Regions from separate parts of the Homo sapiens genome. Here region 1 is linked to region 2. The links are chromatin loops, found by intact Hi-C in ENCODE. Cell type or tissue: prostate gland. All regions are shown on one strand. Region 1 overlaps SCFD1 (sec1 family domain containing 1). Region 2 overlaps AP4S1 (adaptor related protein complex 4 subunit sigma 1).

Evidence for each region. Hi-C counts contacts between places; a loop is a spot of excess contacts. Peaks named below come from ENCODE experiments on the same cell type or tissue, not always from the same donor. Only the 100,000 strongest peaks of a DNase experiment are listed, where the experiment ranks them.
Region 1: a loop joins it to region 2, with 7 times the contacts of the local background. A loop is called at or near these places in 7 of 110 quality-filtered maps.

Annotation. Positions count from the first base shown.
Region 1 is chr14:30,654,835-30,657,334 of GRCh38, forward strand. The region is part of intron 10 of SCFD1 (sec1 family domain containing 1); the gene reads left to right. Among named protein-coding and RNA genes, the nearest start is that of SCFD1, 34 kb to the left of the region's middle. In prostate gland, a CTCF peak has its summit at 1,526 (motif pointing right); a DNase peak (open chromatin) is centred at 1,547.
Region 2 is chr14:31,081,212-31,083,711 of GRCh38, forward strand. All of the region lies in intron 5 of AP4S1 (adaptor related protein complex 4 subunit sigma 1), which reads left to right. Among named protein-coding and RNA genes, the nearest start is that of STRN3, 56 kb to the left of the region's middle. RefSeq lists a silencer at 967-1,046. In prostate gland, a CTCF peak has its summit at 998 (motif pointing left); no DNase peak of the experiment used is centred here.

The sequences.
Region 1 (2,500 bases), 430 kb before region 2:
CGAAGAAATAGCAGTCAACTTTAATTCAGTAGACAGGGCAAGAAGAATCAAAGGGACTCTTAAATTAAACCCTAAGTAGTAGAACATGGAATCAGGCTTTAGGAGGTCAAGTAAGAGGTGGGAGAGGAGGAATTCAGTTCTACCAATATTTGAGTGCCTACTCTTTAACACACTTTCTAAACCCTGGCTTCAATAGTAACAAAAACAATAGCTTTCCTGTCTTTCTAGAGCTTACATTCTAGTAGGGGAAACAGGCAATAAAGAAAATAAAACTTGCAGCATTTCAGAAGGTGGAAGATACCCTGAAAGACAGTAAAGTAGATAATGGTGAACAGGAGTGAAATTTTAAAACAGGGAAGTTCTCACTGATAAAATGACATTTGAGTAAAGATCTAAAGGAGGTAAGGTAGTGAATTATATAGCTATGTGGGAAAAGAACATAAGCAGAAGGATGACTAATATGTTTGGAAAATGGCAGGGCAGCCAGATGGCTACAATGAAGAGAGGCAGGGGAAGAGAAGCAGGAGAAAAGGTTAAATAAATAGGACCCAGGAAGCAATATAATACAGGACTCTAGGGATTATAGTATATGATTGTATTGTGATTGTAAAGGCCATTGACTTTAATTTGATGGAAATGGGGAACCACATGGGATTCTAATATACATTTGAAGACTGTCACTCTAGCTGTTATACTGAAAATGGACTCCTTGGGGGCACAGGAAGAGCAAGATCGGTTAGGAGGCTGTTGCAGTTATCTTAGCTGAGATGATAGCAGCTTATAGCAGGACAGAAATGGTAAGGGCTGTGTTTTTTATACTGACTGTAGAGTATAGGATTTGCTGATAAGTTAGATGTGGGAGTTAGATGTAGAGAGAGAGAGAACTCAAAGATGACTCCAAGGTTTTAGCCTTTGCAAATGGCAAGACGTTGTTGTTTAGTGGGATGGAAAAGGCAGTTTCCCCAGGGAAGATCAGATGTTTAGTTTTGGGTATGTTAAATGTGAGATGCCGGCCAGGCATGGTGGCTCATACCTGTAATCTCAGCACTTGGGGAGGCCAAGGCAGGAGGATCACGTGGGCCCAGGAGTTCAAGACCAGCCTGGCAACATAAGGAAGCACCATCTTTACAAAAAATAAAAATTAGTGACTTGTGGTGGCACACCTACTCAGGAGGCTTAGGTGGGAGGATCAGTTGATCCCCAACAGGTTGTGGCTACTACAGTGAACTGTGATCACATCACTGTCCTCCAGCCTGGGTAACAGAGTAAAGACCCTGTCTCAAAAAAAAAAAAATGAGGTGCCCATTAAGATATCAAAATGTAAATGTTGAGTAGGTAGTTACATGAGTCTGGAGTTCAGGAAAAAAGTCTGGTCCTCAGCCTCCCAAAGTGCTGAGATTACAAGCATGAGCCACTGCACCCGGACAGAAAATATTTTTAAATGACGGAAATTACAACATGTTTGTATACTAATGGGAATGATCCAAACAGCGAAGTTAATGATGCAGGAGATAAGAGCGTCCTGCAGGTGGCATTAGTGAGCACTGTGGACCAGGATTTCTCAACCTTGGCATTATTGACGTTTTGGACCTGATCATTCTTTGTTGGGGGGCAGGGGGAGCTGTCCTGTGCATTGTAGGATGTTTAGCATCATTCCTGGCCTTGACTCTCTAGGTGCCAGTGGAACTCCCTCAGTTGTGACAATCAAAACGTCTTACACACGCCAATTATACCCCGGGTGGCAGAAAGGGGCAAAATTGCCCAATTGAGAACCATGGTTACAGGCTGACAACATGAGTTTCAAAGCTAGTTTTAGGAAAGAGGGCAAGTAAAGAGTCTGGGAGTAGCAAGGAAGACACCTAATTCCAGTCTCAGATCCAGTGGTATGAGCTGTGAGAGGTTAAAGAAAAAAAAAAATCAGGTTCCCATTTGAGAAGGCTCCAGGGGTTAGCCAGTTGGAGTTCAATTAGAGCAAGAAAGAACAGGGAAAGTTTAGAGAGGATGTTCAGAATAGGAGATTTTGCTGATGACTGAGTATGGGTTCCAGAAGTGATGACAGGATTTCTAGAGTAGGGTAAGAATAGGAGATGGGGTCTCAGTGGGATTGGAGGTTAAAGAGTTGTACAGGGATTAATGGGCATAATAAGATAGTATTGGTAGTCTCAAATCATATTTGGTTGGTGGGGCCCTTACTGTTGGGTAGGAGCAAGGGGCAAGTGTCTTAATAAGAGCATAGCATACAGATCACGGGTGCCTCATCACACCTGCCAGTGGTGTTGGTGTTAAGGCAATCTAAAACACCGAGATGTCTAGGGATCCTTTCCAATTCTTGAACTTTAAGAGTCCCTGGGCTCCCTCTTCATTCCCCTGGATGGAGGAAATTAAAGTACAGGGTGCTTTGAGTACAGGAGATAAGACACATGTACAAATAATTGCAACATAAAAAGGGTAGACTCAGTCTCCATTGTCAGAAGAGGAAATTGGGAAATATAACTTAGGG
Region 2 (2,500 bases):
AACACAGCCAAAAAAGTGTTTAGTCCTCCTCCAGAAACTGGATTTCCAGGGTGCCAGGTCTAAATCTCTAGAAATCCCCTACATGACCAGAATAAGGCCTTCAGTGTTGATAAACTGGAAGGTTAAAGAAATTGCCTGGCTTGTATTCATTGCTATCAAATGTATTCATTCCTTGATAGCAGAGAAAGTTCTCCTTTTTGCCTTTTCTTCTGTCTCTTTTAAATCACAATACCCAAGGACCCTCAAAACAAGCACGATTTGCTTAGAATACTGCAGGCCCACAGATTTTGGCAGGAGCCCTCCAGGCTTTGTGCGAGTGTTTGGGAGGCAAGTTAATTTTTAAGTTTATTTTTTACTTCAAAAATCTACCTACCACTTGAGTCCTTTAAGAACACATCAAGTTTGAATATAAAATAGTAAATTAATTATAACAAATGTTTATATATAAATATTTATATAAGAATATAACAACTATATATGAATTATAACAATGTTTATGTGTATATATACATACATGTATTTATGTGTGTGTGTGTATGTGTGTGTACGTGCACAAACACACAGGCATTTTTCCACATTTTGCCAGAAATATTAAGTGGATGCAAAACTACTGGTTCTGGGCGTAGTGTCTGATGTGTATATATATGATATATATATATACATTTTGTAGAGATGGGGTTTCGCCATGTTAGCCAGGTTGGTTTTGAACTCCTCACCTCAGATGATCCGCCTGCCTCAGCCTCCCAAAGTGCTGGGATTACAGGCGTGAGCCACCACGTCCGGCCTAATTTATAAATTTATATATACACTTATATAAATGCCCAGAACCAGTATGTTTGCATCCACTTAGTATTTCTGGGGAAATTGCTATTTACTTGTTATTACTGATAGGAAATGTCACTGTGTTGACAAATTCATTTTGTGCCCTTAATTTGGAAGCCTCTGTAAAGTAACTGGGAAAATCTGAGTGCCCTCTAGTGGTGAGTGACCCAAATCTATGATCCCTGTGACCTAGAAGGGACTATAGATCCCTTTGTAGGTTTTAGCATGCTGAATAAAAATATACCGTGATATACAGACCACGTTGTATATTATGGTGTATTTTCACTCAGCATGGTCTGTATATTACAGTATATTTTTATTCAACATGTAATATTCTATCTGAATTAAGCCATTCAAAGCAATTCAAAATAAATCTCTTCCTACTTGAACAAGGTACAAGTAGACAAAAAGCTTTTTGATTTAAACAGTCATCAGGAAGATAGCAAGGGCTAAAAGACACTTCACTGGGAGTAGAGAACTCAATTTCCACTTTTGGTCTTGCCACTGACTAGCTGTGTGTATTGGACAAGACACATAACCCGCTCATCTTAAAATGAGAGAATTAAGACTAGAAGAGCTTTGGCCGGGCGCGGTGGCTCACGCCTGTAATCCCAGCACTTTGGGAGGCCGAGGCGGGTGGATCATGAGGTCAGGAGATCGAGACCATCCTGGCTAACAAGGTGAAACCCCGTCTCTACTAAAAATACAAAAAATTAGCCGGGCGCGGTGGCGGGCGCCTGTAGTCCCAGCTACTTGGGAGGCTGAGGCAGGAGAATGGCGTGAACCCGGGAGGCGGAGCTTGCAGTGAGCCGAGATTGCGCCACTGCACTCCAGCCTGGGCGACAGAGCGAGACTCCGTCTCAAAAAAAAAAAAAAAGACTAGAAGAGCTTTAACACCTGATCAGCCTTAATAGTTGATGTTGCCATGACTTTAGGTAACTGAGCTGAGTTACCTTACATCTAAAACAGGAAGAGAGTCTTACAAGACTAGATATTGAGAGAGTTAACGTGAATCAGAGGTGAAGGGATATGTATTATAGTTGGATGAGTTGTGTTGATGTGTCGTATATTTACTAGATGTTTAGTAGAAATAAAGATGGGTATACTTGTCTTTGTAGCCTTCTGGTGTGTAGTATAGGTCTGTGTGATGAGCTCCAGCATTCTTGTTTGAATTAAAATTTTACGTCAAGATACACAATTTTCCCTTCATTTTACCTGGTTTCATTTTCACCCTCTCTTCCCTTCTAACCAAGTTATATGTATTTACTGTCCTTAGGAATTACTTAGGCATATCCATCTGGCAAATTAGGAATTTTACATCATTTAGAGAGGAGAACTAAGTCTTTCTAGACCTGGAATATTATGTCTTTGCTCCAGGTTTGATCTCACTTGTACTTCCAGTGGTCTAAAAGTAGAGCAGGCAGCAGAGAAGGGCATGTGGCACCTCTTTTCTGTTGACACTCTTTTTTTTTTTTTTTTTTTTTTTTTTGAGACAAGGTCTTGCTCTGTCACCCAGGCTGGAGTGCAGAGGTGCGATCATGGCTCACTACACCCTGGATCTCCTGGGCTCAAGTGATCCTCCTACCTCAGCCTCCCAAGTAGCTGGGACTACAGGTACACAACACCATGCCTGGCTAATTTTTTAAATTTATTTTTTGAGGAGATGGGGTCTCACTCT